2 separate regions of the Homo sapiens genome follow, and region 2 is linked to region 1. Evidence: chromatin contacts called from ENCODE POLR2A ChIA-PET data. All regions are on one chromosome and are shown on one strand. The core of a region is the stretch at or near the end of the contact, and the rest is flanking DNA. Distances in the headings are between cores, read along the strand shown.

Evidence for each region. ChIA-PET counts read pairs that join two places held with the same protein, here RNA polymerase II (POLR2A).
Region 2: POLR2A ChIA-PET joins it to region 1 with 10 read pairs in OCI-LY7. The contact joins two enhancer-like sites. POLR2A ChIA-PET finds 5 or more read pairs at or near these places in 3 of 52 experiments (AG04449, AG04450 and OCI-LY7).

What each region holds. Positions count from the first base shown.
Region 1 is chr2:64,060,310-64,066,793 of GRCh38, reverse strand. The region is part of intron 1 of LOC124907774 (a long non-coding RNA gene); the gene reads left to right. Among named protein-coding and RNA genes, the nearest start is that of VPS54, 44 kb to the right of the region's middle. RefSeq lists a silencer at 3,729-3,818. Within about 2 kb of position 1,838, at least 14 of the 41 ENCODE cell types and tissues checked have a DNase peak (open chromatin) inside an H3K27ac peak, as active enhancers do; they include OCI-LY7, where a contact is called at or near this core.
Region 2 is chr2:64,641,477-64,647,912 of GRCh38, reverse strand. All of the region lies in intron 1 of SERTAD2 (SERTA domain containing 2), which reads left to right. SERTAD2-AS1 (SERTAD2 antisense RNA 1) reads right to left here. Exons shown (of 2, transcript XR_940172.3): 1 at 2,469-6,436; 2 at 1-1,488. Among named protein-coding and RNA genes, the nearest start is that of SERTAD2-AS1, 7.8 kb to the right of the region's middle. RefSeq lists silencers at 1,271-1,320, 2,532-2,702 and enhancers at 3,217-3,376, 3,547-3,626, 3,647-3,746, 3,345-4,128, 4,307-4,616 and 1 more. Within about 2 kb of position 4,557, at least 40 of the 41 ENCODE cell types and tissues checked have a DNase peak (open chromatin) inside an H3K27ac peak, as active enhancers do; they include OCI-LY7, where a contact is called at or near this core.

The DNA.
Region 1 (6,484 bases), core at 589-3,088:
AACAGTTCTAGTATTGTGTTGTGATAACCCAGTGAGGTTTGTATTACTCCAATGTATAGAAGAAGAAACTTGAGACCCACCCAAGTACCTAAAGCTAGTAGCTGGCAGAGGTAAGCCCTAGCAAATTTGATTCCAGCACCTAAGTTCTTTCCACTGCTTCCCCATTGTTATGTGATGCCAATGGGGTGGAAATAACCAGGGTGAGAACAAAAAACCCTTATTAATCCTTCCCACACCTCAATCCAGGATGAAGGGCAAGACCAAATGGGTCAGTGGGATTGTTTTCCCCTGTAAAAGCGATGGGCCACCTGTAGGGTCGGTGGTACAGTGTTTGGAGTACCATGCACAAATGGGTCATGGGCTCGCTGGAAAGGCAAGACAGACAGCTTACCCAACACCTACACAAATGAAGGGAATAACCACAAGGTACACTGAGGAGAAGTGGCTCAAAGATTCTGGTGAGATGAAAACTATTTAAGGTTAATTGCCAAGCACTGAATATCACATTCTGTGCATCTGCATGCTTCTCATTTCAGAAACTTATTTTTCCCCTTTTAATTTATTTTTGAATAGTTCATGCATGCATATGGAAAAAATGCAAAAGGTACAGAAAACGTTCCATGAGAAATAGGTTTTTCTTCCTTCTCTGTCCCTCAGTTATCTTCCCTGGAGGTAACTACTGTTGACAGACTCAATCTTTCCCCTCCGTCTCCTTCCTCCCCCTCTCTCCATTAGAGGCAGGGGTATGTCAAGCTGAGTTCTCTTTATTTGGTAGCAATACAGACCTTCCTAATGTAGCAGGGTTTAAATGTACTCACTAAAAACTAGATTTACAAAAAAAAGCAACTTCATTGTCGATAATGATTTCTTGCTGGAAAGCCCCCATTCCTAACGTAGGTGGAAACACTTGATCTTGCCAATTAAAGGTAACACAGTCTCTTTACGTTTACAACAGTTTTCCTTGGAAACTCACTCAATCTTTCAAGGTTTCTCCCTGATCCAATGGTTCTCCTCTCCCACTTCTCTTTCTTAAGATGTCATTCGGGTCTTGAAAAACTGGCAGAGCAAGTCTGTCTGCCATCATCCAGGCTCTCCCGGCCTCCCTTGATGAGGAAATTATCTCCGGCTTTTGGGCCTAGAACCATTTCCACTACTGACAGCCACGGCCCCTGCCATGGCTCTCAGTGGCAAGGACCATAAGCCTCACAACTTCTTGGCCCAAGGGCCAGGCCTCTTCCAGCCCATTCATCCCATTAGCCTTTATCATTCTACCACTGGATCTCCTAAAGACCATGCATGACCCCAAAGAACAGAAATCACTATCTCAAGCTACTTCTCTGTAGTTACCCCGGTTCCAAACAGAAAGCAGGATACATGCCTCCTCTTCTTTTAGTGCACCCTCCACTCATCTGGGGCAACCCTGTGCTGGTACTCTCTGAATGTCCCAAATTCCTGCCTGCTGCTTTTTTTTTTTTTTTTTTTTTTTTGGGACAGAGTCTCGCTCTGTTGCCCAGGCTGGAGTGCAGTGACGCGATCTCAGCTCATTGCAACCTCCGCCACCCAGATTAAAGCAATTCACCTGCCTCAGCTTCCCGAGTAGCTGGGATTACAGGTGCCCGCCACCACGCCCAGCTAATTTTTTGTATTTTTAGTACAGATGGTTTCACCATGTTAGCCAGGATGGTCTCGATCTCCTGACCTCATGATCCGCCCACCTTGGCCTCCCCAAGTGCTGGGATTACAGGCGTGAACCACTGCACCCGGCCTCTGCCTGCTGCTTTTATCTTCCCTTCCAGTCATGAGAAAGTGGCTCTGACATCATATCCTGTGTTCTTCTTGGCTGTATCTGTGATCTGTTCAGGGGCACTTTTCCAAGTTCTGCCTCACTAGCATATACAAATACATTTTTTTCTTTCAACAATGTCTGGTTTTTGACACTCAAAGCCCTTGATTTCAAACTATTGTTTTGCTATGAATTAATCCTATTTTGAAATTCTAAGCTAAGGGATGACTTATCCAATCTTGGCTGGGTTTTTTTTTCTCCCTGTGACTGAATGCATGCCATTGACTCAAGGGGGAAGCCATGGAGACAAAGACTTACTGGGCAGGCAAATACACTGATTTAACGTCTCACAAAGGTTATCTCCATTACATCAGCATAAGGTTCCCAGAGCCAGCTGAAAGGAAACCAACGTCAGTGTGGCAAATGCTACTGAGTTTTCACATTGTAACAGGGGGTGCAACCGCTGCATGGGAAAATTTCACGGTCCTGAAAGTGAACATGATCAGAATTGAACTACTGATTCCATAACTCTCCAGCCAATTATTGAGGTGCAAACTTGAGTCATTCTGGATTCCTCTCTTTTCTTCACACCTCACATTTAATCCATCTGCAATCAGGGCATCTAATGGAAAGAGGAGCCTTTTTCTAATTTTCACAAAGGCACCGTATGAGCCGGTAGTGGCCTGTTGATGAAACCCTAGGCCAAGCTGCCAGTGTCTGTCACCCGGACTTCTGCCATAGGCTCCTCCCAGATCTCCCCACTTCCGTGTTTGACCTCCTACAATCCATTCTCCACAAAGTAGCCAGATTAAATACAAATGAGATCACACCACTTCCCAGCTTCCTTTCTTTAACTCCTCCTCCAGCTTGTCATCACTCTGATCCGGCTCTGCTTCTTTCATCCTGGCTCCTGTTCAGCCTTATCTCCTTCCAAGCTTTCCCTCTAACTACTTGCCTGTAACCACACTGCCCATCTTGTTGCCTTCAAGTACACGGTACACAAGGCTTGTTTCTATCCCAGGTCCTTTGCACTTACTGTTTCTTTGCTAGCAGAGCTCTTCCCTGGATGCTCACACTGCTGCCTCCTTCACAGCCTTCAGGTCTCAACTCAGATGTCACTAAGCAGCCAAACCACACCCCAGGTACCAACTACCATAGTACTCCGCTTTATTTTCTTCATAGTCCTTAGTTCCTGAAATTGTATTATTTATTTGTTTGTTTACATGTTTATTGCATATCCCCCTTCCCTTAGAATGCAACTGCCTTAAACAGGGACTTGTTTTGTCTTTTTCAGCACTGTGTTTCTAGCATTAAACAGTTGCCTGGCACATTGTTAACACTCAGTAAATATTTGTGGACTGAAACCAACTAATGTCAACCAGGGGAGGGAAGGAGGAAGACAGTATTTTTTAGCTGCACAAGCACCAGTGGATACCATTTTATTTCTTTGCTAGGGAATATTAATTTCCATGTCAGGAAATCATTAAGGTTAATGTGGCTTTCTCGTGAGATACTTAGCTGCGAGACAGAACTAACATCTATATTTATGTCACAGAAAAGCAGTTTTTTCAAATAATCAAGTCAGTCAAAATATAAATTGTTAGCCTTATTTGCCAGGTACAAAATTTGACTGATTTGCATGTATGTTGGTGTGTGCTTAACCTGCTGCAGATCACCTGCTATTTTAGGGTGCCCTGATTGCTAAAAGTTGTTTACTTGATTTCTTTCATTTGAAGTGTGGCTGAGGAGGCAGGCCTGATCAGAGGCAAGTGGTCTAAAGAGAGACAATGTGAAAGATTTGTTTGGGTGTGCTATAAAATAACCACCAACAATCTTTAGGTCTTTCTTGGACTTTTGAGACTGAAAACTAAGCTCTCTTTGATAAGTGCTTTAAAATTTGAATAACTGATACACTGGAAAGTCCTGAACAGCTGTACAAACACTGAAGCAAGGACTTTCAAATTCTGCCCTGGGTGCTGGGCATGGTGACTCACACCTGTAATCCCAGCACTTTTGGAGGCCAAGACAAGAAGATTGCTTAAGCCCAGGAGCTCAAGACCAGCCTGAGCAACATGGCAAAACCCCATCTCTACAAAAAATTAGCTAGGTGTGGTGGCACACATTTGTAGTCCCAGCTCTCTGGGAGGCTGAGGTGGGAGGATTGCTTGAGCCCAGGAAGTTGAGGCTGCAGTGAACTGTGATCATCACATCACTGCATTCCAGCCTGGGTGACAGAGTGAGGCCCTATCTCAAAAAAAAAAAAATAAATTAAAAAAAAAAATCTGCTCTGAGTTACATGTTTTGAATAAAGGTGCAGAAAAATTAAGCCTCATCTTGATGAGAATAAACAAGATCAAACATCCTTCTCCATCCCTGGTTCATAGTGTCCACAATTTCTATCATTAGAGCTCTATATTTTTATCCTGGAGTCCTTTTTTAAAATGCGTCTATTCCTGGCAATATATTAGACCAATTCATGAAGACACTGAAACCACTTAGATCCATGTTCGTCCCTATTAGCCCTGAAACAGTAAGAAAGAGATGCATCAGGGGAGGCTAGATGTACCAACTCTGACTTTGCCGAACCTAGAATGGACCCAGTACAGTACAGTAGAGTACAGTAGTTGTTGAGCCTTTGGATAATGATATTGTGGAGCAAATTATAAGTTTTGCGATGTGAGTTACTTAATCTAAGAAAATAGATTTTTTGGCCGGGTGCGGTGGCTCATGCCTGTAATCTCAGCACTTTGGGAGGCCAAGGTGGGTGGATCATGAGGTCAGGAGTTCAAGACCAGCCTGGCTAACATGGTGAAACCCTGTCTCTACTAAAAATACAAAAAATATATATATTAGTCAGGTGTGGTGGCACGTGCCTGTAGTCCTAGCTACTCAGGAGGCTGAGGTTGCAGTGAGCCGAGATCGTGCCACTGCACTCCAGCCCGGGTGACAGAGTGTAACTCCATCTAAAAAAAAAAAAAAAGAAAATGGATTTTTTAAAGTTCAAATGTTGCTATGCAGTATAAATTTTGATGGATTTTTTTTTCTAGTGAGGGTCCCAACAGGCAACAGATGACACACTTGAATTAGGATAATTTGAGGAGAGTTTATTATTATTTTCTATTTATTTTTCGAGACAGAGTCTTACCCTGTCACCCAGGCTGGGGTGCAGTGGGAGAGAGTTTATTTTTAAAGAGACTATTTACAGGAGAGCTGGTGGGGTGTAATGGAAACATAAGGCTAGTCTAGAAACCAGGGGTTAGAAGCCTCAGAATGGCTTATACCCTTAGGCCCTAAGGAGTGATGATCAGAACCTGGAAAGGGAGTGTCATTTGGAGGAGACCACCTTGAGAGGAGCAGTGACCTTTACTCAAGGGACACAAGGCCGGGCGCGGTGGCTCACGCCTGTAATCCCAGCACTTTGGGAGCCGAGGTGGGTGGATCACAAGGTCAGGAGTTCAAGACCAGCCTGGCCAAGTTGGTGAAACCCCGTCTCTACTAAAAATACAAAAAAAATTAGCCAGGCGTGGTGGCACGTGCCTGTAATCCCAGCTACTCCGGAGGCTGAGGCAGAGAATTGCTTAAACCTGGAGGGGTGGGGGTTGCAGTGAGCCGAGATTGCGCCACTGCACTCCAGCTGGGGTGACAGAGTGAGATTCCATCTCAAAAAAAAAAAAAAAAAAAAAAAAAAGAGTGATCAAGGGACACAAACAGCTAGAGTCAACCTCTCTAGGAAAAAGCCAAGGAAATAAAAACTTTGATCTTGCACTTCTCGCTTTTCTGCCAGAGCTCCTCATTGGCCAAAACTAACTTGAAGCCAAAGGGAGATGGAGCATATTCACATTAGTGGGGCAGAGGGGGAGGTAGAAAAGGGTGGAGAGGAATCTGGAGGAGCATAATGACACCCCCATTCACTCCACAAGAAGCGCTGAGGAAGAGCCATCCACATCTCTCCCTTTCCCACTGCAAGCTTTCAGAGTGAAGCAGTCTTGGGCTGGAAGAGTGGAGAGGATGTATCCTTAAAATCAGATTTGGAGTATTGATTAATATCTTACCAGATTTGGAGTGTGTGTATTTATATATATATGTGTATATATATACGTGTGTGTGTGTGTGTGTGTATGTGTGTGTGTGTGTGTATATATATATATTTCTTTTTTTTTTTTTTTTTTTTTTTTTGAGATGAGAGTCTTGCTCTGTTGCCTAGGCTGGAGTGCAGTGGTGTGATCTCGGCTCACTGCAACCTCCACCTCCCGGGTTCAAGCGATTCTCCTGCCTCAGCCTCCTGAGTAGCTGGGATTACAGGTGTGTGCCACCACGCCAGGCTAATTTTTGTATTTTTAGTAGAGACAGGGTTTCACCATGTTGGTCAGGCTGGTCTCGAACTCCTGACCTTGTGATCCACCCACCTTGGCCTCTCAAAGTGCTGGGATTACAGGTGTCAGCCACCGCACCCAGCCTGATTAATATCTTACACTGGACATTCTAATCTCCGTATCAAGACTGTGTTTGTAATTGAAAGTGATAGTCTATAGTGATAGCAATCATTATAAGCCAGAAAATTTAAGGGCTTGCCAGAATTTTCATACTAGAACATATCTATAGATGTCTAGATAGATAGATGGATAGACTTTATATATGCAAAGGGAAAATAGGGACAAAAATAAAGTTGCTTTTTTTTTTTTTTTAATTGAGACAGGGTTT
Region 2 (6,436 bases), core at 3,308-5,807, 580 kb before region 1:
TAGTTTTTAATTTTTAACTTTTAAGAAAAGCTTCCATTGAAGCATTTCTTGAAGTAGCATACTTTACTTTTATTCCTTAGTTTTATTCAGTGGCAAATAGTTGTCTAATAAAACCTAGAAGGCCACCTTTGGTTTTAACTAAGATGTAATTTTATCTTTCACAGAATTGTTCTAAAACCTTATATTTCCCTGTTTTAGTAAGACTTACATATATCTTGAGTCTTTTTTTTTTTTTTTAAACACAAAAACTGTCACATACTTTTGGCAAAGCCTTTCCTTTCTACTCTAAGTTCCCCACCTCCTTGACATTGTTTATTAAGGGTCTCTAGTGTGAGGGAGAAAAACAGTGTATCTTTAGGGAAAAGATGCTACAGGAGGATTGAAACAGAATCCCATCCAAGCAATTATAAATACAGGAGAAAAAATATTTTCATTATGCCCGAGAATGGGAGGTTGGGCAATGCTGGCTAGTCTTTACTAGTAAAGCACGTAATCTTATGGGAAAAATTGTCAAATCTGAGAGTTCCTTACCCTAATGTTAATGAGGCCTTAGACTCAAAATGCTAAAAACATACTCTGACACCAAATTATTATGAAGTAGTATCACAATTCAAATGATTATAAAATATAGATATGTTTATAGTTTCCAATTTTCAAATGTGGAGACTCATTATAACATTTCATCTATTATGAGCATTATTATTGAACATACAACATCATATAACCTGAACTTATAATTTAAATAGAAAGAATCCCAGCAAGTAGTTACACATAATGATCTCGCTTCATCATCTCCCTAAGGTTAACTGTGTTACATTTTATAATTAAATGGCCCCTCTCCAATGTCCTTTATGAAGGGTTTTCCCAAATAACTGCCTGAAGCAGTATCTGTTCAGTATGGAGATAATTTATAGTTATTAAGAAGTAGTAAGTAGGCCCAGTAAAGGCGTCTATCTATACTGGTAAAAGCTTAGTGCCGAATTTATTGAGACTCATTGTTTTATTGGGAGTCCATGTTGCAAGCCCCACTGGAAATTCTGAACTGTTGGTTTCTCCACGTTCACATCTCATGACTTGGGTGTGTGTTTGTTGTTGTGTGTTTGTTCTCATTTCAGGAATCCTCCAGGGATTTTAACCATGGTTTTTGAAATACCAGTATTAACTTTTATATACAGAGAAACAACCTTTCCTATACACAGTACTTCCAGAGTTTGAACCGTACCATAATTTAATTTATTTTGGCCTTGGCAAAGCTCCCAGCTTGCTTAGCAGTGTCCTGTGGATACCTGAATTTGGAAACAATCTTGAAAATGTGTATACTTTGAGAGAGCTGTAGGTAGAAATTGCAGTGAAGAATGAGACTTTTGCGCTCCTTGCTGCTCGGCTGCGCCCCCTCGTGGCTGGATGTGATGTGCTGTCTTCCAGAATTTAAAGAGTTCCAACTTGAATTGGGCGTGCTTGTTTACATGGAGCACTAATAGCTTTCTTCTGTGTGAAGAAAAAAAAAAAACCCTATCAAATTAATATAATAGTTTTCACTGGGGGTGTGAGTAATTTATTGTGCTCATTTTATATGTTTTAATTTAGAAATATGTATTGGCGTGCTGTGGTTTTTAACTTTTTATTATGGAAAATTCCAAACACATTCAAAAGTAAAAGGAAGAGTACAAAGCACCGCCTTGTACTTATCAGCCAGCCTCAGCAGGTATCAACATTTTGTCAAATCTTGTTTCATCTACATGGCCAGGTTTTGGGTTTTTTTTTGTTTGTTTGTTTTGGAGTATTTTAAAGCAAATTCCAGGCATCAGAGCATATTATGTTTTTGTTAAGTTAAGGTTAGAAACTGTATAATTCTACTCAACCTTTTACTTGAATTAAGTGTGCCATTCCCAAGTAATCCTTTTTCCTTATAAATTAAAAAAAATTCCTTAAAACTGAGAAAACAAAGCATTTTTCTAATTTTTTTTTAAATCAAGTGTACCATACTTTTAGCCAGAATCCTTAGATAAAATAAAACAATTGGCAGCATTCTCATTGTCCTTGGAAGAAGGTAATTGGTGTCCATAGCTTCATAAGAGTTGGGATTAAAACTTAAAATTCCCAGCTGGCAGAGGAACCACTAAGACAGGATATAAGAAACATTTTATACCACTTGACATTTATATTCTAAAAAGCCTATTCTCTTTCCAGATGTGTACTAACAAGGCCATAATTTATTCTAAAGAAATATTTACTTGAAACATTCCCTCCCAGAATTTGACTATGTTTTTGCTTACTAAATGCAGCTGTCAACATTTTTAAAAAATTATTTTACTAGGAGAAAAGTTTATATTTGACAAACCTCCAGTATTGGAAATTGCCTTCAATTTAATAGGAGCATGTAAAAATCTGAGAGGAGAAACTAGAATTTTAAAAATTTGGACTTTAGAAAACAACCCCAAACAGTAAAAGTTGTTTCTTAAATTTACTTGGGGCTTGACTTCCTGTTCGAATTTCAGTGTATCGTCAGGCTTTTTTTTTCTTCTTCTTCTTCTTCACTGTCAAGAAAGCCGGGAGGATTGCTCCTGCAGGTCTTCGTCAAATGCAGGGTCTCATCTTGCACAAACAGCCTAGGCTGCGTTGCCCTGCGGGCCCCCGCGCGGCCGGTGCGCAGCGGGAGAGCCCGGAGGAGGCGCCGGCAGCAAACAGTGGTATCGGGTTACAGGTTCAGAATATCGCTGGAGCACAGGAGACTGGCTTGATCTAGTGACTGGCTTTATAATTACATTGCTGATTTGTTAGGGGAGGCTTTGTCTTACTTACCAATTAGCATGGATGTTACTGCAGGGACCTCAGACATTCTGGATGAGCTTTGGTGTTTTTTTTTTTTTTTTAAAGCATCCCGATCCATAGAACTTCATGAGTTCTGTTACTAATACTCCGCCTTGTCTTTGGGCATCCTTACTTACCCTGTCTGTAAATAAGCCAGAGACGGTCTCTCCCTGTTGGAATTTTTGCCCACTCCCCTGGGCCAGACGCAGTTGTTTTGGGGTCTCAGGTTTGCTTTTGCTGTTTGGATGCCCCAGCACCTTCCCGCACTGTGCTGGAGGGGACAGCCCACATCCCGTGCCTGCTGCAGTGTCAGGACACGCGAGGCCCGGCTGAGGACGCGCCTGTTTCTCTTAGCTTCCTTTCTGATTCTGCCAGTATCATCCACCACTGCAACCTTTTCAGGGCAGCCTCTTTGTTTTCGCTGGTGTGTTTTATTGTTCCTTGGGGGAGGAGGGTGTTAAAAGCCTGGACATGATCAGATTTCTTAGTCCAGTGTGTTGTTTAAGGTGTAATATTTGAAGTGTAGAAAGTTGTCTAAGCAAACAGCTTCCCCCAGTTAGGATCGGGCTTCTCCTTCCTGCTCGGAAGTTGCTGTGTCACACTACGACAGCAGCCTGGAGGCAGGGCTCTGGGGTCCTCAGCGTCCCGCCCTCAGGCTGGTGGGAGGTTCCCTTTTGTCATGAACAGAGGCTCTCCCACTTGGATGCCTCAAAAGCAGGGTCCTAAACGCACTGGGAGACCAGCCTGTGGAGTGAAGAGAAGAGAAACAGCATATTCTGTGTTTCAGAAGTTGTCTCAAAACAATCCTGGCCCTACTTTGAGCCTCTTTTCGGCTCAGAAGTCTGCCACATGCCCAGCTAATTTTACCAGGGGCACCCCTTTCTTCTACCACCACCACCAAAAGACACCAGGAGTATGAATGTGTTTCCACTTAGGGCTGTGGGCTTTGGTGGCACAGTATGTCAGGGGAAGGGAAGGACCGCTGCCAGCCTTCTCATAAGACAATCGCCACACTTCTTTTTTCTTCCAAAGAGGTGGGTACATGAGGGCAGATCACTACTTTGAGTGTTGGCGTTGGGTTAAAGGCCTCATCTTTCTGGTTTTAGCGTTAGCATTGACACCTCTAGACTTGTCAGCAACCAGTGGTCACACCAGCAGCCATATGGGACAGTGTGTCTGATGAGGTTAGGGATACAGCTTGGTGTTTTTTTTGTTTTGTTTTGTTTTGTTTTTTTGGAGACGGAGTTTTACTCTGTCACCCAGGCTGGAGTGCAGTGGCGCGATCTCGGCTCACTGCAAACTCCGCCTCCCGGGTTCACGCCATTCTCCTGCCTCAGCCTCCTGAGTAGCTGGGACTACAGGTACCCGCCACCGCCTGGCTAATTTTTTGTATTTTTAGTAGAGATGGGGTTTCACCGTGTTAGCCAGGGTGGTCTCGATCTCCTGACCTCGTGATCCACCCGCCTCGGCCTTCCAAAGTGCTGGGATTACAGGCGTGAGCCACCTTGCCCTGCGAAGGCATACAGCTTGTTAAAGCTCCCCTTTGAATGAGGAGCCTTTTTCCTGAGAGCTGTTAGCTAGCGTTTTGAAAACGTTCCTGTTGAAGTATAGCGTGCATGTAGAGCCGTGCAGGATCCCGCGTGTGCAGGCCGGTGACTCATCATGAGGCAGGCCCCAGCTGTGCTCTCCACCCAGGTGAGCGGCAGAGCATGGCCAGCTCACCCCACTAGCCGCCCGTACACCACGGCAGACACTGTAGTTCAGTGTTGCCTTGTTACCTGACTTTTAAAACAACATACCACTTAATTGTGAAGCCTGCTGCTCTCCTGAGAAGGGAGCATACAGAATGTGTAGTTGTTGCTGTTTCCCAAAAGGAAATTGGAAAAAGCTCTTGAAAACGTACACAAGGTACAAACCAGTTGGGCTTCTAAGGCGATGCTTTCCTGAGTTCCCCGTCTGTCCCCGCACCAGGTCAGGGTGGTGCCGAGCTGCACAAGCCCCAGGGGTGCAGGACCAGGTGTCTCCACTCAATCTTTGATTCCTTTTTGGTCACAAGACCAGTCACACCTTCCCCAATTATTTCCTCTCTTAAGAATTTAGAACTAAGCTGTGAATTTGACCCCCTTTTAAAGTCATTTTGTGGCATGAATTCTCTTTCTCCAGAGTAGAAAAGTCTATCAGTGAGAGTTTTCCTTCCGCCCGGGCTAATGACAATCATTTGGGATGAATCAAGTTAAAACATAATGCAGAGTTTTACATCTGTGAAGACTTTTGCATCTTTTTTTGACTGGCACAGAGAAACCCAGCAAGCCAGCCTTGGTGGTCTGAGGAGGGCTCCCTGTGCGGCCTCCTACAGCCCCCACACTGCCCCTGCCCCCCCAACCCAGGGTCTGTCGAGGGAACCACCAGGACGCTGTGATGCTGCAGAGGCTGGGGTGAGCCTGCAGGTTAAAGCAGTGGTTTTTGTTGGTGGTGGTAGGATGACAGAAGTGGTAGTTTGGAAAAGTCAATTTAATACTCTCACTTTAAAAAATCATAACATTTACTTTGACAGTTCAAATAACATTAAAGGACAGTAATTTAAAAAAAAAAAGATTTTTAAAAAGATGTAGCTTTTAAATAGTTGAAAAACCTTGAGCTAAAGATAACCTTTTCTGATTCATCTTCAAAAAAATTGTTTGCATTTTTTTTCCAAAATGCAAAATGTAGTAGTGGGAGATGTTACTTACTCTTTTAAACGTAAGTACTGTTTCAGTTCCTTTCTGGGCTTTGGATAAGATCCCACTGCCATCACTTTAAGACCCCAGCAAGGAGAATCTGGGCCCCACTGGGCCAGTAGGATCTGACACATCAGTTTGAGACCCTGAGTTTTGTCATTAAAATTGAGTATAAGACATCTTAACTCTGCGTGCAGTATTTTGTTTTCTAATGTCAGTTGTCAGTTGCTATCACAAAAATGCTGTTCATTCCTTTTTGTCCTGCTAAATTAGACACAAATAAGGAAGGCCTTGGGAATCAAGATTAACTGAATAAAGATATCCTCCGGCCTAAACTTGAAATGGCCTGATGAGGAAAAGAAGAAATGGTAATTCTCAAAGTGAGGTTCCCAGACCAGCATCACCCGAAAGTTTGTTGGAAATGCTGATTTGAGGGCTCCTCCCCAGACATGCTGAAAGAGAAATATGGGAGGTGGGGCCCAACGGCCTGTGCTTATCAGGCCTCCAGGTGAACCTAAGGCTTGTCCGTGGTTGAGAAGTGAAGGATGGGAGAGCCGCTCACAGAAGAGCTTCTCAGCTGGAGCTTTCCTGCCTACTCCATATCTCAGCTGCTGGTGCATTGCGCGACCCTGATCCCGCCTGTAAAACCGTTCAACTCCGAGGTCTGTGCAACCCTCCCATTCCTCAGACCCTCCCTCCCAGACACAGTTCACGCTCAAGGACACACACACACACACCTGGCTCTGTTTTTACAGTGCTGCCCTGGCTGCCCCTTGGTGTCTTTCCTCATTATTTCCACTTACTGTTCGTGTATTCAGTGACCATCTATGGAGCATCTTGTGTTGGAGACTACCTTATGCTGAGGGTACAGAAGTGAACAAAACACACACCGTCTGTGCCCTAGGGGG